Regions from separate parts of the Mus musculus genome. Here region 1 is linked to region 2. The links are chromatin loops, found by intact Hi-C in ENCODE. Cell type or tissue: gastrocnemius. All regions are shown on one strand. Links, peaks and the distances in the headings refer to the core of each region. The heading gives the core; the rest is flanking DNA. Region 1 has its middle 22 kb from the start of Gm35248. Region 2 holds the start of Atp6v1c1 (ATPase, H+ transporting, lysosomal V1 subunit C1).

Evidence for each region. Peaks named below come from ENCODE experiments on the same cell type or tissue, not always from the same donor. Only the 100,000 strongest peaks of a DNase experiment are listed, where the experiment ranks them.
Region 1: it touches region 2 in a loop (2.4-fold over the local background); 6 of 42 quality-filtered maps call a loop at or near these places.

The regions. Positions count from the first base shown.
Region 1 is chr15:38,271,575-38,282,869 of GRCm38, forward strand. No RefSeq gene overlaps it. Among named protein-coding and RNA genes, the nearest start is that of Gm35248, 22 kb to the right of the region's middle. In gastrocnemius, for the core only: no CTCF peak of the experiment used is centred there; a DNase peak (open chromatin) is centred at 6,571; H3K27ac peaks cover 1,346 bases.
Region 2 is chr15:38,656,347-38,667,641 of GRCm38, forward strand. Atp6v1c1 (ATPase, H+ transporting, lysosomal V1 subunit C1) reads left to right here and starts at 5,558. Exons shown (of 13, transcript NM_025494.3): 1 at 5,558-5,737. In gastrocnemius, for the core only: no CTCF peak of the experiment used is centred there; a DNase peak (open chromatin) is centred at 5,520; H3K4me3 peaks cover 1,940 bases; H3K27ac peaks cover 1,564 bases.

The sequences.
Region 1 (11,295 bases), core at 2,015-10,014, 380 kb before region 2:
ATTGCTACTTTATAACTGTAATTTGCTACTGTTATATGAATCATAATGTAAATATCTGTGTTTTCTGATAGTCTTAGGTGACCCCATGAAGAGACCATTCACCTCTCAAAGGCGTCACAACCCACAGGTTGAGAACCACACTGCCCTAGTGAAAGTTCTTATCAAAAGGAAGAGAAGAGCAGTCTAATGGATACCCTAGGACTGGCACAGTGCTGAAGGGCCTTCTGGGACTGTTGGAGGACAAGATTCACAACTGAAGTTCTCTGCCCCAGGCTGTTTCCCCAGACACACAAGTCAACAGCTGAACACACCCTTCAGCTATCTGCTCATTTGGAGACTGGAAAGTTAAACATTGCTCATACTGCGTTTGAGAGACTTCCTACCACTGAGACTCCTTGACCATTTGGGATGCTCAAAAGCTTCCAAGAAAGCATCATGTGACAGGCTGGGTGTTAGAGAGCTGGGACACTGCACCTGGATACTGCCACGCTCTAGTCTTTTTACTACTTGACACTCATTAAACAAATACAGATAGGTGGAGTGGTGGCTCGATTCCCAACAGCAAAACAAAACCCCAAAGCAAAGGATGTGAAGACAAACCTGGTATAAGGAAGTTTCTCTGGGGGAGGGAAGGGCATGAGGACCTGAAGAAGGGGCAGAGGCAGACAGACAGGAGCAGAGGCAGACAGACAGGAGCAGAGCCAGGAGGGCAGAGAAGAGGGGACAGAGGAGGACACACACACACACACACACACACACACACACACGGAGAGAGAGAGAGAGAGAGAGAGAGAGAGAGAGAGAGAGAGAGAGAGAGAGAGAGAGAGAGAGAGAGAGAACAACTAGGAACAGATGGGAACAAAGAGACAGAGAAAGAAAAAGAGAGAGTCAGAAAGACAGAGGGACAAAGAGCAGGGGTAGCAAGCAGTGCTTTTTATAAACCACTTGGTGCATCACCTGTACCTGGAGGTATGGTGGCAGGTGATGATGTAAGCAGTTGCTAGGTCCCTGGGGGAATTCTAGTGCCATGGCCTATAAGCTGACAACTTATATGAACAATGTCTTAGAAAAAACATGAAGGACCAAAGTGTGTGTGTGTGTTTGTGTATGCTTATGTAGAGATTATATTATGTATAGATGACATAAGTAAATTCTTATTGAATGACAAAAACACTAAGAGATTCTGGGTACTTACACTATGAGATGACATTAGAGCTTAAGCCCAGCAAGACTTGAGTATTTATTGCCACCCAAACTAAGCATACAGGCAGTGTCTGTATCATGGAAGCTGCCGAGTTGCACCTTTGGCCGACCTTACATGGTAAAGCTCTTAAAATAACAGTGCCTCTGATCCGAGCCTGGTGGTATGTTGTGGGTTGGTCTTATGCTCTGTGTATCCAGATGCTGATTCCGGGGCAGGACATCTAGTTACAGTCTAGACACAGGCGCTGTAATGGATATTGAAGACTCCCCTGTATCAGTGTGATGTAAAGAAAGTTCCCCAATTATCACTGATTGATTAATAAGAAGGCTGAACAGCCAGTGACGGGGCAGAGGAGATAGAAAGGCTGAACTTCTGATCCCGGTGAGGGAGAGGAGCCAGGAGAAGGATTTGGCCATGAGGCAGGTGGAGGTCAAAAAGCAGGACCATGAGATGGAAAAAAAGGGAAGAAGATTGGCCGTGAGGTCAGGCATGAGAAGGAGCCATCAAGGGAGTTCTCCATGAGCACAGACAGCTACAGCGGAGTGAGCCAAGGAGAGACTAAACACAAGTTACTCAGAGCGAGAGGCTGGCAAGTAGCTAGAGAGCGTAGAGGGTTAGGAATATCTGCTCAGTTATTGTTCTTAAAACGTGTTGAATAAATCAGTAGGTTTCCGACTCGATTATTTGGGAGCTAGCCCGGTTAGAAAAAACTGTCACTTTTAAATTTCATCGTATAATGGTGCATGGTCATAATCCTAGCACTCAGGAGGCTGAGACAGGCAGATGGGGTGTTCAAGGCCTGCTTGAGTTGCATAGCAAGACGCTGTCACAAAACAATTAGACAAAACAGAACAGAATGCCTCTGCCTTGGCTACTCACTGAAGTTCCTTTCTGACACAGATGACACTTCGGAGCTTAAGCATGGCCACTTCCCCAGGACGTGCACCACTATCTGCCTCTCTGCTGATTGGAAGCCTCTGTCTGTGAATTTTGGCCTGGAATGTGAACCACATCAAACTGCTATTCTGACTGTGGAACGGGAGTCACGGGAGCCATTCAGCTGCAGTGACATGATAGTGTGCATAAGAACATAGATGCTCTCTCTAAATAAGACGGAGCACCAATTCCAGTGGCAAGGACACCAGCTGTCACCTGGAAGCTGCAGTGGTGGTGGCCCTCAACCCCATTTGCACACTGAAAACCCCTGGGGAACTTGGGAGAAACAATTACCAGGGCTTCCACTCACCGGGAGAGATGCCCTTTCACCTGTGGGTGCAGCACGGTGACAGAATCTGCTGAAAACCCATGGTTTCCCAATGCTCAGCTTCCTGACCCTGTGACACAAAGAAAAGTAACTCAAGGAATGGGAGACTTGCGCTTCATTTTAGAACATTCCACTCTGGCCACTCAGGATCACCTCTTCCAGTCTGTGGCAGGGCAGAACACTGTGGCAGGGACCACAGTTGGAGAAACCTGCTCACCTTGTTGTGACATGAAAGAAGGGGACACCCCCTCCAAACACACACACTCCTCACACTCTAATGTATGCACATATGCGCGCGCGCGCGCACACACACACACACATACACACATACACACACACACACGTACACACACACACACATACATACACACACGTACACACACATCCTAATGCATGCACACAAACATCCACATCCAATATATGCACACTCACCCACCCACCACTGGCTTCTTTACAATAGGCCCCACTCCCTGAAGGTTCTACTGCCTCCCAGTAGCTCTGTCATCTGGGGGCCGAACCTTAAATACAAAACCTTAAGGGACTTTTAAGATTCAAACCATAACAGGTAGCCTCTCTTAAGGGTGCTGCTGGATCATTCCATGACCCACAAGCACCCCGACTCGCTGACGTGTGAATTATAAACAACAGCAGCAAAACCAGCTGCCCACAGGACAGAGATTTAAGCATGTAGTCTTTGGGGGGAAGTGAAATCTTGAGTGGCCATTTTACTTCGGACGTAGCTCAAGAAGGAAAGAATAGTGAATAGTGCTGTGTCCTCTCCAGGAGTCTGACGACTGTCCGACCATGATCTCTGTCTTGCCTCACTTCTGGGGAAGATATCCTCTCGCAGTAGAGGGCTTTGCTCCAAGATCTCAGAGCTTAGTGGTTGGGACACCATTCCTGCATCATTTGGCTCTCTGATCACTGACAGACACTTTCAGGGTGCTCATGTGTCTGACTGGTAGCTGTGACATAGATGCCTATGACTGGCAGCCTATGGGACAGTTGTTGCAGGATAGCTGATCACAGTGTGAACTCCAAGATTGTATAGTTTACCGGAAAAACCTGTTTCTGGCTGTGGTGTGGCTCAGCCTTAGAATACACCTTTAATTCAAGAGCTTTCTGTTTATTGTAAACAAGATTAAACAAAGTCAGTCATAAGCCAAGAGGCAGAGCAAGCAACCTGTTGACAGGGAGTGGACATAACAAAAAGAAAACAGAGTAAGAAGAGGTCAGGAGGCTGGATAGAGAGACGCACAGGAAGTAGAGTGGAGGGACACTCAGTGATGCACAGGAAGTAGAGTGGAGGGACACTCAGTCTGAGGGTTTTGGAGATGGCATGGAGAAGAAGAGCTTTCCTTTTGGAATGTCGGCTGTGGAGGAAGGTCAGCTGGGTGCTTTCTCTGTCTCTCTGAGTTAACAGGCTTTCACCCCAGCATTGGGCTCTTAAGTCTTCATTATTAAAAATCAAACAAATTGAGATTTTGTTTTAAAACAAGCAGCTCAGAAATAGAGCCCTTGCCTGGCTTGTGTGGACTCGGGGTCAGATTCATAGCACTCAGCAGGCATGGAGGGAGGCTCAAAGAAATACCTTCCATCCACCACATTGGGCTCAAACATTGGTGTTTTCTGTCACAACCAGATGGGTGGACCAGAAGGGAAGATGATGTCCTAGCTCTCTGGTCCTCAGAAGGAGAGGGGACACTGAGCCCCACAGCTGCTGATGGGTGTCTCCTTGATTTCAGCAAGATGACATCTTCGGTCCTACTGCCAGAGTCTCAGTGACCATGACAGGCTTGCGGCCCTGTCAAGCTGGTGGAAACTTGGGGTCTTTGGTAATTATTAGAGTTTTTGAGCAGCTGTAGGAAGAAGGCATACACCGGTAGAAAAAAACCACAAATTTTTCCTGCTCATTTTCAGTGCTCATTTTCTCTTCCCTGTGAATGGAGGTTGGAACCCGAGGCCCTCAGCTCCAGGAAGCATCTACGGTGGCCTCTGTGGAGTCTCCCGGGAGCTGCGCTGTGGAAACCCCGTGTTTCCTTTAAGGGGGGACTGCTCTGTGCTGATGCTTTCACACACCCAGGCTCTTATTTTGCTTTCATTCTTTAAATTTTAGAGTGAAATAACCACAGTACAAATGCTACCATGTTAACTTTTTAAAATTCAGTTATTCATTAGGTGTTTGGTGGTTTGGGGCTTTGTTTTATTTTGAGACAAGAGCTCACATTACTCAGGCTTTGAACTCCAAATTGTCTTAACCCCCCAGTGTTGTACACACCATGCCTGGCGTAACCACTTTTGAGTGCGCAGTCTCTGCAGCCTCATGTTCATCCATTGGGAACTGAGACTACCCACTATCCATTTCCACTTTTAAAAAATATATCTCATTTCCACCTCTCAAGCTTTGTTTTTTTTTTAATATTTATTTACTTATTTATTTATTTATTTATTTAATGTATATGAGTATACCATTGCTCTTTTCAGACATACCAGAAGAGGGCATTGGATACCATTATATGGTAGTGAGCAACCATGTGGTTGCTAGGATTGAACTCAGGACCTCTGGCAGAGCAGTTGGTGCTCTTAACCACTGAGCCATCTCTCCAACTCTCCATTTCCATTCTTCCAGTTTCTGTACTAACGTTCATTTTGATTTAACATCAGGTCTCCTTTCTCCTCTCTTTATTTTTTCTCTTCTGGTTCTGAGAATTGAACTCAGGGCCTGTGTATGTCACCACAAACATCCTACCAGCAGAGCTACCTGGCCACCCTTTCCCTTCCTCATGGTTCCCGGTAGTGGCCCACTTTTTTTCTCAGTGAACTCATCCACTGGTGGCATCCTATAGACGTGGGATCAGACTGTGGGTTTATGTCACCTGGGGTAACATGATGCTTTACCCATGCCGTACCATGTGTCACAAGTCCCTTCCTTCTGAAGGCTGAATAACATCACATGTTTATATGCCATGTTTTTTATTTAAAAGGTTTGTCTTGGTTATTGTTATTGTGTGTATATGTGATATATTCGTGAATCTGTGAGTGGAAGCATGCCTCTGGGGGGGTGTGCACGTGTATGTACATGCAAATGAAGTCAGCTCTGGAAGTCAGTCTTCCCACAGTGGCAGTGATTCCAGGGGCCTAGCCTCAGGTGACCAGGCTTCTGCCCTGTGAACCATCTCACCAGCCCTTGCCACTGTCACTTATAATTTCTTTTTGATGGACTTTCAGACTGCTTCACCTTTTGGTTACTGTGAATAGTACTAACCTGAATAAGGTGGGGGTATCATTACCAATTTAAGGGCCGGAGATAGAATGTAGTTGGTAGAACTCTTGGCTGGCACACATAGAACCCTGGGTTAGGTCACAGCACCACATGAACCTGCATGTGGTAGGTAAATGTAGGGGGATTAGAAGTTCAAGGCCAGCCTGGGCTCCATGAAGTGGTTTTTAAAATGATACCAGCTCTCTCTCCTCTCCGCTCTGTGGGGATGCTTGGTCTTGCGTTCCTAATCCTCCTGCCTCTGTTTCCTAGGTGCTAGAATTACAGACATGTACCACCGTGTCTCACTGTGGTTCAATGTTGTTGTTTCTTTGCTGTTGTTATTGTTTTTTAGGAAGATTCTCATATAGACCAGGCTGGCCTCAAACTCCCCATATATCAAAGAATGGCTTTGAACTCCTGATCCTGCGCCTCACTTCCTAAGTGTTGGGTTGTAGGTCTGTGCTTCTATGCCAGGCTATTCAAAATGATTTGACAGGGTGGGGTGAGCCAGTTCTTGAAATGTAGCCAGGTTGGCCTTGCACGCACTATTAATGAATACCACTATATTTGTAGCGAGGAGAGCCCACATAGCAGAGCTTCCTGAAGGACTCCAACTCGCTGCCGCTGATCAGGTCCCCTGGCACTTTTGCTTGGGACCCGCCATCTTCCCAGGCAGGCTCTGCCATACCTGTGCTATCTGGATGTTTGCACACAGCCCACCAAGACCACCAGGCAGTAGATGCCCCTCTCTTCCAGACAGCCAGACCAATACAACTTGGCACTTGGGACTGGAATCTGCTCAGGGTAGATGCTGACTTCAGACTTGTCACCAGCTGCTTCCTTTCTCACCAGGAGGCTAGAGCCAAGAAACAGGCCAAGGGAGGTCACTGAACCTTGGCAGTTTAACCTTTGCACCACCACAGGCAGCCATCAAGTAAGCCTCGTCAGAAGTGACTTGGCCCCTCCCAGGGTTGGTTCAAGTGTGTCATCGAGGTTTCTCCCTGTTCTTGTCCCCACCCACATTTGATCTTCCCTTCCTAAGTTTCCATTAAACATTTGCCCAGTCTCCCAGAATACTGACCTGGGAAACTTCCCAGAAATCTGAATGATCCTTGACTCAAAATTCATGGGTTAGTTTTCAGCTTGCTTTCATTTCCCTTATTTCTGTCATGTCATTTCACCCCGCTATGGCCTTGCACAGACATATAAGGTATCATTGCCACAATGACAGTGGAGCAAGGCAGAAGAAGGGTTCGAGGTTACAAGGCCAAGGGGCAGAATTTACACCAGGACCACAGTCTGAATGGATGCCTCTGCCCAGACTTTGCATGCACCTGGGAAAAGATCCTCAAGCGTGACAGGCCTAAAGACCCCTCCTGAAGGCATCTTCAAAGCCCACCCCCATAACCTTCCCCAGCAATCCATGGACTGACCAGAGCAGTGCTCACACTCTGCAGGCCTCATCAGCTTCTGTGGTCGGCAAAAAGGAGGGATTTTATTTTTCAGCTGACAAAGTGGAAGCTGTCAGGAAAAGCATGCCTGTCACCCCTGACATCTCTCAAGCCTGTCACCCAAACTACACAGGAGATCCTCTTAGGAGTGACCAACCCACCAAAATAAAAGGCATAACTAAGGCCCTGAGCCCACTGTCTGGCAGGTTGCTGGCATCCTCTCATGCTGACTTCTTCCTTCCTTCCTTCCTTCCTTCCTTCCTTCCTTCCTTCCTTCCTTCCTTCCTTCTCTTTTCTGTATTGTGCTAGCTTTCCTCTCAGGGCTCTTAAGGGGACTCAGGGCCTCATGTATAGCTGGGCATATTCTTACTCCACTCACACTAATTTTAGATTTTGCCCTACTTTTGTTTTTAGGTGTCTTGGGAGGTGTTTTTCAGTGCGGGAGGGAAGATCAAACCCAGGGCCCAGAGCCCTCACCGTGTTAGCACTCTACCACTGGGCAGCAGCCCAGGCCTTTGACATCTTTTAAAAACCACTTTCGAAAGCTGGAGATGTAGCTCAGTTGGCAGATTGCTTTCCTGACATGCGTCCTGGGTTTGATCCCCAGCAACACATAAATTCAGATGTGGTCCCAGCACTCGGGACAGGCAGGAAGATCAGAAGTTCAAAGTTTCCCTCAGCTACAGAATGAATTTGAGACTAACCTGAGCTGCATGAGACCTTGTCACAAGCCAACACACACTGTCATTTATTCACCACAGTCCTCCTGCCTTTCAGCCCATTCAAGCTTGACTGTTCCTTTCTCATACCCAAGGTGCCTTAGACAAAAAGTACCTCAGGCCTCTGATGAAAGCAGTCTGTTTACTGCCACGGTCCAGCTTGGATGACAGCACCATTCGGTTGCCAAAGCTCAGGATCTAAACGGCCCTGCCTTTTACTGTACCCAGGCGGTGCAGGGCACTTCTATTTCCTGTGCTCCCTGCCTCTCTCCGAGCCTGTACGGGTCCTGCAGCCTGTTTCTCAGGGCGGTGTTCCTTGAGTTGAGGGGGGGTATCACGAGAACAATTATGGACCATGAAGGGGAACCCACGTGGCTTTGGCTAAAGCCCACACAGAAGATGGTGTGGGAAGGTATGAGTCCCGACAGTGGACAGCCTACTCTGCAGTGTCTTCCTTCATGTGTGGTCTGAGACACTCTAGGGCGTCTCTCTTCTGCTCAGTGACATTCTCCTGAAAATCAACTTGCAGCTTGCTTCTGATTATAAATGTTCATGAGTACACACAACATTGAAGATCCAAGGAAATACTGTATGAGATTAAAAACAAATCACTAACCATCCTATTGCCTAGAACCTCTGTATTGTCATCCTGTACATGAACAGTTGCTCCTGCATCCACAGGGAACTGACTGTATCCAGAACTTGAGATTCTAAAATTCAGGGGCTTCAGTCTCTCAAAGGTTCACTTTATGTGTGAGTGCTTTGGACATGGAACCAGTGAGGGGAATGCAGTGTGTAACAGAGTGAATGCAAAATCCAATGTCAATGTTTTTCACAGAATGCATTTCAGTTTCTCTCTCTGTGTTCTTGCCTAAAACCACCAAGTCCCTAAAGCAAAGGTGTTCTGTGCTAACTGGTTTCCAAGGGTCCCCTGGGACAGCAGTGGGACTGTGGCTTCTGCTGCAGGAGAACTGGCTGGTGAACGCAAGGGTCACCTAGGGTGAGGGTTGGACAGGCCCTGTTTGTCCTCTGAAAAAGGCCACCTCAGTCATACTGGTGACAAAGCGCCAGCACACTCTCAGTGTGTCCCCGGGAGTGCAGACAGTGTGTGCCCGTGAGTACAGTGTGAACATGTGAATACAGACAGGATGAACATGTGAATACAGACAGTGTGCCCGTGAGTACAGACAGTGTGAACATGTGAATACAGACAGGATGCACCTTTGAGTACAGACAGACAGTGTGTATCTGTGAGTACAGACAGACAGTGTGCATCCATGAGTACAGACAGGCAGCTTTGCCCATTAGCTAATATGGAGGAGATCAGGCCAGCAAGTCTCCCTGGAGTCTTTCTGCTCTTTCACACCATTCTGTCAGTGACTGGAGGAGCAAGTCTGTTGTTCTTTACTTGGCAGCCCTCACAAGTTTACTCAGACTTTTTCTTTTTTTTTCTTTTCTTTTCTTTTCTTTTTCCTTTTCTTTCCTTCTCTTCTCTTTTCTTTTCTTTTTTTTAATATTCATTCATTCATTCATTCATTCATTCATTTATTATATGTAAGTATACTGTAGCTGTCTTCAGACACACCAGAAGAGGGATTCAGATCGAGTTACGGATGGTTGTGAGCCACCATGTGGTTGCTGGGATTTGAACTCAGGACCTTTGGAAGAGCAGTCGGTGCTCCTAATCACTGAGCCCTCTCACCAGCCCCCACTCAGGCTTTTTCTGGCTGGTTTCAGAATAAGTCTGAAATGGACAACGGGCAAGATTATGGGAGGACAGTGGAGAGGAAGGAGCGATTTCCAGACAGAGGTAACATGAGTTTCTACACACCGGAAGGGCAGCATGATGGGGAGGGAGGTGGTAAGAGAGTACGTACTGGGTGGGCACATGGCTCAGCACGCAAAGGCACTTGGCACCTAACTGTGCAAACCTAACAACATGCACACACACACACACACACGCACACACACACCACATGCACACACACATACACGCACACACACACACCACACGCGCACACACCACACACGTGCACACACACACCACACGCACACACACACACACGCACACACACATACATACACACACACACACACACACACCACAGTGGTGATGATGTTGATGGTTTTACTTACTATATACTTCGATTTATTTTTATTTTGTGTGTATGAATGTTTTGTCTGCATGTCTGTTGGAAGAAGGTCTTATCTCCTGGGACTGGAATCCCGGATGCCCAAGAGCCCCACAGGATCAGTAGTATGTGTTCTTAACCCGCTGAGCCATTTCTCTAGCCCCATTAAATATAATATTTTAAGAGATAACATAAGCTAACATTAATTTATGTGTGTTTGTTTGTTTATGTTTTTTGAGACAAGTACTCACATAGTAGCTTAGAATCTGCTATAGCTTGGGTCAGCATCGGACTTGAGACTGCTTGCTGTTCTCCGTGCCCCGCCCAGTGTGAACACAGGTGAGTACAGCCACACCTTCTCTTGTAGTTAACGTTTATTGAGCACCTGGCTCTGCAATACAACTCAAATGCACATTGAGCCATCCTTTAAACAAAGTTGTCTGAGTAAATATTAGTGTAGTGTCCACTTCATCTTTGAGAAAAAACAACATGGCGTTTCCTCCAGGCAGTCAAACAGTTTGTTCAGGATGAGCTAAGAGGAAACCCAGGCTGGATTCAGAAGCGGGGTAGTAGTTTGCTTTCAACCTTCAAAGCAGTGGAGAATGAACCAGGAATGAAACGTTCTTCCCCTGGGAGTTCAGGGCTGAGCCCTGACCCAAAACCCTGCCTGCAGACTCTAATCCCAGATGTAGCCCCTGGGCAGGTTAAGCACTAAAGCAGCAAAACCAGACTAGTGGAGTAGCTGGGGGCCAAGGTCAAGTTTCCACCCGGTTTTCTTCCTCAGTGGCTGTTGACCCGGTAGTTACAGCTGCAACGACCACCCAGGGTGTCTGCACACTGGCCCAGCCCTGCAGGGCAGTCTGGGTGCCGCCACTGCTGGCTGTCTTTAAAGAGCATTTGTTACACAGTTGCTGAAAAAGGCCTGCAGACAAAGTGGAACAATGCCCCACAAAATGGAAACTCAGAAAAAAAGAAAAGAAAAGAAAACCAAAAACCATCAACACCTCTTCACTCCAGCATGGAGGAAGCCCCAGCTTTTGGCCAGGGGCTTAGGACTTGAGTCACTCCCGAGTGTGGAGCCTTTGTCTTCCAGGGAATTCTGCCATTTGTCCTTAAAGGCAAAAATCGGAGCCAGGAGAGTTAGACACATACCGAGGCCAGAAGGAGCAGTTGAGGGTAGGACGGAGTAGCTGAGGATCTGCTGCTGTCTGCATCCTCCCCCACACTTCCTGTGGTTCTCACCTCCTGTGGTCCTCACTTGTG
Region 2 (11,295 bases), core at 2,172-10,171:
CTAGGAAGACAAACATAGAACAAGTGCCACAAGTTCAAGGCCAGCCAGAGCTAGCTACATAGTGAGTTCTGGGTATGCCTATGTTATAATATGACTTCCTGCCTCAAACAAATAAACAACAATTACAAAAAGCAAAACAAAAACAAAACAAAACAAAACAAAAAAGATAATAGCTCTATGTATAGAACACTTACTTCTTAAAACATTTGTGAGTCAACAAACTAAACGCCTGGCAATTTATCTTTTGATGTTGCAAAGACTTGTTTGTTTGTTTTGTGTGCTGAGGGTTGAATCATCCAGGACCTGTGAAGATGCTCTGCTACAGAGCTATCTATATCCAGAGTCAGACATTTGTTTCACCTTTTATTATATATTTAATCAGTATCTCACTAAGTTGCCTAGGTTGGCCTTGAACTTTCTCTGTAGCCTTGGCAGGTCTTGAAATCCTATTCTTCCTGCCTTAGCCTTTATAGTAGCTCCATCACTAAGCCCAGCGGTTTCCTTTTTTTTTTTTTTTTTTTTTTGAGACAGAGTCACATAGCAGCCGAGGCTGGCTTAAAACTTGTGATCCTTCTGCCTCAGCCTCCCAAGTGCTACAAAAGAAGACAAGTGTCAGGGTACCTAGGTGTGACATTTTATTCATCTATCTATCTATCTATCTATCTATCTATCTATCTATCTATCTATCTATCTATCTACCTACCTACCTATGTAATTATTTATTATTTAGGTTTTAGTTTTTTTCCGATAGGGCCTCGATATATAGTTAGAGCTACTCTCAAACTCAAGCAATCCTCCTGCCTCAGTCTCCTAGTGCTGGGATTACAGGTATGAGCCGCCTCGCCTAGCTGATATAAGTAAGAGCTAAAATTAAAAGTTTTTAAAATTTATATTTACTTACTTGCTTTGTGCATGTGTACTCTCATCATGCATGTGTGCATGTGTGTGCATGTGTGCACGCATGTGTGCAGCGGAGATCAGAGGAAGACTCGAGGGAGTCAGTTTTCTCCTTGCACCATGGGATCCGGGCAGTTAAAAATGGGTTATCAAGCTTGGTGGCAAGTACTTTTACCCTGTTATCCATTTTGCCCACCACACCCCCTTTTAAGACAGTGTTCACTGTGTATCTTCACCTGGTCTAGGAACTTGCTGTGTAGACCAGGCTGACCTAGAAATCGCAGAGATCTGACCATCTCTGCCTCCCAAAAGCTAGGATTAGAAGTATGCACCACCATGACCTGCTCCCCTCACCCTTTATTTGTTAGGAAATTTAAGCCAGATGTGTGGTGGTGTATTCCTGCAATCATAGCATTCAGGAGGCTGAGAGGTTGCAAGTTCTAGGTTACTGTGGGCAACAGAGTCAACTTGGCTACACCCTAAGACTTTGTCTCAACAGCAAAACAAAAACTTTAACAAAAAGCCAGGCGTGGTGGCGCACACCTTCAATCCCAGCACTTGGGAGGCAGAGGCAGGCAGATTTCTGAGTTTGAGGCCAGCCTGGCCTACAAAGTGAGTTCCAGGACAGCCAGGGCTATACAGAGAAACCCTGTCTTGAAAAACCAAAAACCAAAACAAAACAAACAAAAAAACCAACTTTAAGAAAAACAACAGTGACAACAAACTCCCTAAAGTCTCTGAGGCTCAGGGCTCACCGTGTCTCAAATGCCTGAACCTACATAGCTAGCTCACCACACTGTGGCTCAGAGTCACCATCTGTCTGCCTGTCTGGCCAGGTGCCTCTGGAACTCGGTTACTGCCTTTTTGAGATTCAATCTTTTCTTTGTATTTCAATTCTTTTTATGAAAGTCACCATGACATTACGACCAGCATTTTTTGAGGAGACAAATGAAGCCAGGTGCTTAGTTAACTGCATTATTCACATCATCTTACAGAATCTGCTGTATAAGCCAATTGGGATTTATAGATGGCTAAATTGAGCCCCATAAACATTAGCAAGTAGCAGAGGCCTACTTGACTCATTGTATTAGTCTGTGGCCCTTCCCAGCCCCTGTAAGAAAGGAAAAGCAGCTCTCCTCCCCTTACAAGCCCAGGTTCACTGTGTTCAGGTCTTGATAATCAGAGTATCCTAATATCCCTTCCTACCAAGAACCAGCTATGCCAATAATGTTTTGACAGGCATTTGCTTCCATAATTTATATTAAGTACACTGTCTACTTGTCCAACTTGACCCCAATCAACTTGAGGAAGAAATGGCTTATTTCATTTTACAGCTACAGTCCATCATGGAAGAAAGCAAAGCCAAGTTTTCAAGCAAGAACTTGGTGGCAGGAACTGAAGCACAGATCTTGGAGGAACTCTGTGTGCTGGCTTGCTCTTTACAGCTTGCTCAGTTTGCTTTCTTATACCATCCAGAACTACCTACCTACGGGTGGCACTGACTACATTGGCTAAGCCCTCCCACGGCAATCATTAATCAAGACAATACCTCACAAACAAGTCCCAGGAGACCAGAAGAGGTCACTGAAACTCCTGAAACTGGAAGAGGCTGTGAGCTGCCTGTAGGTGCTGCGAACTGAACTCTAGTCCCCTGCGAGAGCAAAACATCCTCTTAAACACTGAGCCATCTTGTTTTTGAAGGCAGTTGTTTTTGAAGAAAGGCTCCTTCAGCAATACTCTTCTTGGGTTTTCTCCTTTTCACTGTACTTATGAAGTGATCAGTAGCAGCTCAGGGCACCCCGCAACCAAGTTCTTAGCACAAAGATGAGTTATTTGTGCTAGGAGAAAGCAGGTAATAAGAGACAAAGGCAGGCGATAGCAGATGAGGGAGAAGGGAAAGGGATATTTGTCCCAGAGGATGGGGGCACAAAAGACTTCCTCTGGATAGAGAGAAGATAGATGTGGCCCATAGGAAAATGGCAGTTTATAAAGGCAAAAAGGAAAACCCCATGTTAGGGTGAGATGTTTAATTTTAATTGGGCATGCTAACTAGGTGAGTCAAAGGGGGCTTTTGATTGCTGGATTTCAATACTTCAGAAGCTCTGCTGGACCTTGGTAGTCAGCCTCTGGAGGAGGAATTGGCCAAATAGGAAATAGACCGTAGTGGCTGGCTTCAAGAATGTAATCTAATAGATTTTAGCAAGGCAGAGGGAATTGGGGATAAGGGCAAGGTCTGTCAGAGTCACACTCACCTTGGTCGCCATGGTCGCCATGGTCGGGTTGGCCAGAGTTCCTTCAATTTGTATTTCTGTAAATGAGGTATCAATGGAATGCCTGCTTTCTCTCCATCTACCTTATCTGTTGTTTTAAGTGTGTTCAAGATCCTTCAATCAAACTGCTTATTTCATAGATTTCTTCTTCCTGATTCAAAGCTAAATTCAGCAAGCAGTAACCATTCTACAGGCTGGATGTTATACTGTCATGAAATCCCTTGCCAAATAACTTAGTCCATCACTTTGACCTGAACCTTAAAATTTGAAACAAAATTTCAGGACAGAGCTAGAATGCAGCCAAGTTCTTTTCCAGAATCGGATACAAAGGACTTCTAGTCTGATTCCCAGTTAAATCATTGTTCCCATCGAAAACCTAGTGAGTCCAGATTTCCTTTATTCCTGTGGGCATTCTGGTCTTCGGGATCCCACTCACTATGACTCACTAAACTATCCATAAAGCATTCCAGAGCTGCTCTAGGCCACAGCGCCAAACTCTCACACACAGATCCTGCAAACCAATTTCAAAGACTTAAGAAACAGGTTTATTAGACTGAAGAACCCGTTCCTTGCTAACAATTTTGTGTATTGCCTTTTTTTTTTTTTTGTTGCTACAAAATAATCGACAAAAACAAGGAAGGAAGCTGTGGTTTGGTGAACGAGGCATCCTACACAGCCTTAGGAATTTGAATACTTGGTCCCTGTTTGGTGGGACTGTTTGAGGAAATTTAGGGGCTGTGGCCTTGCTGGAGGAAGTATGTCACTGTAAGGGGCAAAGACTCATACCGTTTTTTTCCTTTGCTTTCTGCTTCCTGCTTGTTATTTGATTTGTGAGCTCTCAGCTATTATGATTGCTATGTCTGTCTACTGCCACACTTCCCTGCTGTGATGGTAATGGACTGGAATGTGTTTTATCACAGCAATAGGAAAGCAATGAATACAGAAGGGTTTCTTTTGGCTCACAGTTCAGCAAGGTGGTGAGAGTAATTGTAGCTCTGAAGGCAGGAGTCTGAGAGCCCTGGTTACATTGTATTGGTAGTCAGGAAGCAGAGAGCAATGAATGTTGATGCTTAGCTTTCTCCTTTAAAAAAAGATTATTTATTTGACAATTTTATTACATTTATTTATTTGTGGGTACTACAGCTTGCATGTGGAGATGGGAGGCTATCTTGCAGAATACACTTTGTGGTTCTGGGGATACAATTCAGGCCATCAGTCTTGGTGGTTAGTGCCCCATTACCTGTTGAACCTTCTCTCTCTAATCCTATTTATCATTTTTAAAAGATTAATTTTATTTGTATTTATGTGTATGAGTGTTTTGTCTTCCTGGGAGTGCATATGATTACAGGTTCTGCAGGAGGCCAGATGAAGCCAATCGGATCTCCTGGAGGTAGCTGGAGTCACAAGGCACTCCAGGTGGGTGCCAGTAAGGAATTCAGATCCTCTGTGAGAGCAGTATGTGTTCTTAACCTCAGAGCCATCTCTCTAAGCCTCGAAAAAAAAAAAAAAAACATTCTGTGTTGGTTCCTATCATTCAAGATGCTGCTGCCCATATTCGAGGTGAATGTCCTACATTAAACCTGGCTGGAAACTCCCTCCAAGAGGTTTGTCTCCTAGCAATTCTAAAGCCAGTCAGGTTGACAATGGAAATCTATTATTCCGCTTGCTAGTAAGAACAGCCAGGAGTGCCCACACATTGTGCAAACAGAACCATAACCTCTGGAGCTTCACTTTGCTAAGCTGTAAATCTAAAAACGATTAAAATAGACAAGTCCCCAATCCTCTATGCAACCTAAAATGCTGAGATATGCACCACCTAACTTCTCAACCAATGAGATGTGCACGGTTTGTGAGAGTAGGTTGATATCTATTTTTCTGGAACCCAAGGCTGATGGTTTTTCCCTGTCCATAAACCTTTCTTGACTTCCTGTATCCATTTTGGTACCCCTAAACCAGACAGTTTGGAGTTCCTGGCAAGGGGGTCACTCCACTAGCTAATTCTAAAAAACTAATTAACAATGTTTGGTGCTGAGTAACTAAACCTGAACACTTTATCACTTTATGGAACGAAGTGATACCAGATTGGATGAAAAATATGAAACTACTGAAGTGGATTATTAGAAAAAATTTCCCCGAAACCTGGACTGTCAAAACTTGCAGTGCAGAAGTCAGTGCAGGAGCTTGGGGGAGTCTGAATGGCTGAAACCTGTGGGTAATTTTAGGGTGGGCGGGAATTTTCTGGTGGCTGGCCAACCACCGCAGGTGCATCTGGAGGAGCGGCAAGCTCCGCCCACCCGGAAGCCCGCTCTGCGCGCTCTCTCAGCCCCGCCTTCTCCGGAGGCCTGGCCGCATCGTGATTGCGCGCAGTGGTGCGCGCGCGTAGGCGGAGCGGCGTGCGCCGCGGTCAGCTGACTGCTCCGGCTGGCACGTGACTTGCTCTGGGCGCAGGGGTCGAGGAAGCCGAAAGGCCGGAGCTTAGGTCCGGGAGGGATGGAGCGCTGAGCGGTTAACGTCTACCAGGCTTCCTGCCTCCGCACCTGTCGCCGCCGCCGCCTCCTGAGACACCTCGGGTCAGTGAGCGATAGCCCTGCGGGGAGCTGACGCTGCAGTGGCCGCCGGGGAAGGATGGGGGCGGCGCGGGGGCCTAGACTGTGGCGTCGGACCTGCAACCGGCCTGGGTGCGGGCTCTCCGCATCTCAGGGCCTAGGGTTGGTGTCTTTGGAAGAAGAAGGAGGGGGAAGGGGCCCAGACGGGGAACTCAGTGGCAGAAGGGAGAAGTGTTGTACATTCGGGTCCTTCTTGGGTGGGAATCCCAGCGAGTCCTGGTCACTTGTGAGAAGGTGGACAGTGACAGAATGCCTCAGGTGAGGCTCAGGGTTCACCGGCGTGTGTGTGCAGTCTCCACTGGGTGTTTACGCCTGTATGTGAATAGAAGGGATTACAGTTTTCAGGGCGGAAGGGGTGCCCACTGCAGGCAGGGGGCGGTCACAGAGGACACGGGGGTCATTGTAGGCAGTGGATGAAACAGGAATACAGGCAGCTTAAAAACATTTCACTAGATTGGGGTTGGGGGAGGTTAAACAACATCCCCGAAAAGGAACTGGTGGACAGAGTCTCTTATAAGGCAGATTGAATCACCTATGAGGCATAAGAGGGAAGCTTGTGTTCTTTTCAGAGGAAAAATGTTATCAGGGGGAAAATTGTCTACTCTGTACTTAGTGGTGCCCCGGGAATGAAATGGTCGGGTGTGAATAGCCCAGCCCTAAAAGTTCACATTGATGGTGGGAAGATAAGTCACAGGGGAAAGATGAGGTTGTATAGAACTGGTAAAAACAGAAGGAGGAGAAAAGTATCCTGGAGGAAAGAAAACTTGAGTTTGGGTCTTGGCAAGTCGGTGGGATTGGAGGCAACAGAGGAGAACTTTTTACTCAGTGAAAGCCTCGTTATTTGAGGGCCTGATGAGAGAAGAAGACATGATTTAGGGGTGCCAAAGGCCAGGCTTTTGTAGTAGGCTGCATTGTGGAAAAGTGGGAAATAGTTTTGAAGTCTGGTGATACTTGTTCATATACTGCATGCTCTATGGCTGATACTATGGGAGTGCTAAGGTTTAGGAAGCAGACAGGGACTCTGCTGTCAGAGCTTCCAGACAGATTCAGAGGAGATAGGTTTTAATAGTCGTGCATTTGGCGTGTGATAGAGCACTAACCTTTAGTCCTAGCACTTAGGAGGCAGAGCCAACCAAAGCTAAATAAATAGTGAGACCACTTGTCTCTCTCTCTCTCTCCCTCTCTCTCTCTCTCTCTCTCTCTATATATATATGTATACACACACACACACATATATATATACATCTACATATATACATATATATACACACATATACATAAATGTGTGTGTGTGTGTGTGTGTGTAAAATCTACTCCGAAGGAGTAATGGAGCAGTACAGAGATGTTTCCCAGGAATATGACTTTTGTGGAAGATTCAAAGAAGGCTTTGTTGAGGATATGACTGAGAAGAGGTTGGTGTGAAAAGGGGGTGAGCAGGCAGGAGTGAAAAGGACATTCCAGGTTGAGGGAACAGAGTTTGTCAAGGCCTTGAAGTGAGAGGAGGAACGTGCCTTTCCAGAACTTGCAGAGAACCTGGAATGAGAAAGGTGTGGTGGTGGGATGTGGACAGACTGGCCTGTGTGTGGGGAGAGCTGGAGTCAGACTGCTCAGGGAATCCAGTGAAGATCATAGGTGCTGGAGACAGACTGTGTGTGGCCCTGCAAGTCCTCCACAGTTTGAGCCGCCCTGGCAGGTAGAGTGAGTTGCAGGCCAGCCAGAGCTGCTCTGTGAGAGTGCTTTGGGTTTCTGTGTGCTGTCGAGCTGGAGGAGATAAAGAGCCCTAAGGTGAGCTAAAGTGCTCACGGTGATAATCGCAGTTAAGTCTGGCAACAAGTGAGTCTCGTTGTGCTGAAGTCGGAGCCTCGGCTTTTCTGCTCAAAACTACAGGATCCTTTTGTCTTTTGGTTACTTTGCAGGTACCAGATCGGATCTCAAGAAATAGTGCTCTGCATCCTGAATGCTGAGAGCTAGGGGCTACTCTTAGTCTGCATTTAAACAGGGCAGGATTTACACACACAACACACACACACACATCTTTTTAATTTTTTTTTAATTTTAACTTTTGGAGACAGGGTCCCTGGCTATCCTCGAACTCATTATATAGACCAGGCTGACCTTGAACTCACAGCTATACACCTGCTTCCTGAGTGCTGGGATTAAAGACTTGTGTGTGTGTGTGTGTGTGTGTGTGCATTTCTTTTTTTACTTTTTTTTTTTTTTTGAGACAGGGTTTCTTTATGTATACGAGGTTGTCCTCCAATCCAGCAAGCAGCCTGCCTCAGCTTCTGAGTGCTGGCATGTGCGTGCTTATAATTTTTTTTTTATGTTTATACATTTTTTTATTTTTTTGAGACAGGGTTTCTCTGTTTGGCCCTGGCTGTTCTAGAACTCATTCTGTAGACCAGGCTGGCCTACACCACTCAGCATGTTTATAAATCTTAGCCTTCTTATTTATATTAGTTATTTTGTTTCGTTTTTCTTAAACCTAAAACTTAGGATTCTGCATCATTGTCCTAACTTGTAGGATAATGTCCATTGGTCAAGAGCAAGACCAGCATGCCACAGTGAACTTTGGCAAAGGGCCTCTGCAGGCCACCAGTCCCTTGGTGGGCAGTAAGCCTTCCTTTTGACTTGTGTATCCTGCTGACCTGGAACACTGTCGGCCTGAGCTGGGGCACAGTTCTGTAATCCCTTTCCCCCTTTGTACTTGATTTTGCTTGGAATAACAGTAGTTTTGACTAAGTGTCTGCTATAGTTTGCCTTGTCCAGACTGTATTCCGTCTAAGGTTGTGTTGTTTTCACCATTTGGATGTAGAGCTCTTTCATTTTAACTACAAATTAATTTGCATTTGATTTCCATTTCATCAACATTTTTTCCCTCTTGAGACAAGGTTTCTTTGTGTAACAGCCCTGGCTGGCCTCAAACTCTCTAGAGTTCTGCCTGACTCTGCTTCTGAGAGCTGAAACTAAAGGTATGTGCCAATACGCACCCACTATTATCAGTGTTAAAGACAGCATTAGCATGGTGTTCAAGGCATTAAACCAAGGTGAGCCTTGGACTCCCGATCCTTCTACCTGTGCCTCCTAAGTATCAATTTACAGCCCTGCATCACCGAACTCCTCTCTCATCTGTAAGCCAGGGAAATGCACTTGTTGTTCGCACATGCGCTCGCGTGCGCGCGTGTGCACACACGCACGCACACACACACACACACACACACACACGAGTTCAGAGAATTGAGTCCAGTAGTCAGTGGAGGAGAGGTGCTTCTGTTATGGCAGGATAAGACATACATCTGAAGTGAGGAACGTGGTGGGCGTTTGAAAATACAATGTTGGATGAACATTTTATAGATAGAGGTTGATGCCATTTGTGATGCACACCTTTAATCTCAGTACTTGTGAGACAAAGGCACGAGAATCTCTGAGTTCAGTGTCAGCCAGGGCTATATATTACCGAGTGGGCATTTACTAAGCGATTAAAGCAGACTGAATAAAGAGGCTACTTAAGTTAACACAATTAACTGTCACATTAACTTTTTAAAATAAATTATTTTTATTTTGTGTGTGAGTGTTTTGTGTGCATGTATGTTATATATACCACTTGTGCCTGGTACTTTTGGAAGCCAGAAAAGGGCATTGGATCCCCTGGAACTGGATGGTGGTTGTGAGCTGAGAGGAGAGTTGGGAACTGAACCTGGTTCCTCTGCAAGAGCAGCAAATGCTCTTAACTGTTGAGCCGTCTCCGGCCCCTGGCCTATTAACTTCACCATTGAGGTTGTACCAGTTTAGGGCTTCAGAACTATAATGCTAACATTATTTTAGACAAAAGTCTCCCATGTTTAGACATGTCCGTCCACCACATTCTGACTAGTACTTGAAATAGTCCTGTGCATTTCTCACGGAGACAGATAAGCATGCACTGTTATTACATACTTTGGCAAATATTCAACATTGAAGATACAGAAAATAAGAGTAATACTTTTGTGAATTCAGTTTTTCTTTTATGGTTTTTACTATTAACTGGAGAAACACATTTTACTATTTTTAACTGTATGAGAACTTAAATAGATGGATGAAATCAGTCTCAGTAAGTATAGTTACTAGCTATGACTTTGGACAGATATCTTCATTAACTGTTCTCTGCTCTAAAGGAGCAGTGAAGCATCTGCTCTAGAGGAATTTATCACCAAATTGTTTAACATATTGAAGTGCTTTTCATTACTCATGATTCAGTATGTGTTGTCCTTGAAGCAGTTTTTATTTTAAGGGAGGCGATGTGAGGAATTGAATCAGACAGAGTCTTGTGTGTAGCTAGACAGGAGTGTATTCTATATGTTAGCCATGTCCCTAGCCCTGATTTTAGACCTTTAACTTGAATTTCAGACTTGAACATAGTATATCTGAGAGATCATTATAAATTAAAAATGATTATATAAATGACCAGCCACAAAGAAAAGGGAAGTCCTGAGAGCTGGGCTCAGGGGCTCTTGAGGTATGGGTTGTGTGGAGGTCAGAAGACAACTTTGAGCATTGATTTCTTCCTGTGGTTTCTATTGCACTGTGTACACCAGGGTGGCTGACTTGTAAGCTTCTGGGTGAGTCTTCTGTCATTGCCTCTCATCTTTTACTGGGGTTACACTGTGTGCCACCGAGGCTGCCCTCTTTACTCAGGTTCTGGGGACAGAACTTGGATCCCCAGGCTGAACAGCCAGGGCTCTTACCCCTCTCCTTGGCCCTGTTGTTTTTGTTTTATAAGCTAGGGTTTCACACTGGCCCAGGTTGGCCTCATGCTCCTTATAAAGTCCAAGCTAGCCCCAAACTCTCACCTTTTAGTCTCCTAGATGCTGAGATTCTAAAGGTGAGTCACTTTCCCAGGTTGAGAGAGCTCTAGTTAATGGCTTTCAATGATAGACAGATTGCACTTGTTGGCCACTGTGTCAATTCAAGTATAATAGCTTTACCAGAAATTACTAGGTACTTTCCAACATTGTATTTTGTATAGTGACTTTCTTTTATTCTTTTTGAAATATCCTCATGTAACCTAGGCTGGTCTCAACTAGAACTAAATATAATCAAGGATGACCTTGAACTTTGGATCCTCCTGTCTCTACTTCCCAGGTGCTAGGAATACTGGTGTGCTACCTACCACACATAACTTAGGAGGTGTTGGGGATAGAACCCAGGGCTTCAGGCTTGCTAGACAAGTACTCTGCCAACAGAGCTACTTTCTTCGTCTCCAAAGAATGGGTTTTGAGTACATTCCAAGAGGACAGCGGGCTGGGGTAGTAACGGAAATTTGCTCTGCTGGTCCTAACATGCCTTGGAGTCTTCCTACTTGTTGATAGGTGTCTGCAAAACTCTCTGTTTACAAATCTATTTCTTGACAGTGGGATGACAAGATAGCTGTTTATAAACAAAACTGATTAGAGATTGCTTTCTTTCATATCTAAATGTGCTGAAGACACTTAGGTAGTCTTTAAGTAAATATTGTTTCACTTAAAAATTTGAAAAAGTTAAGA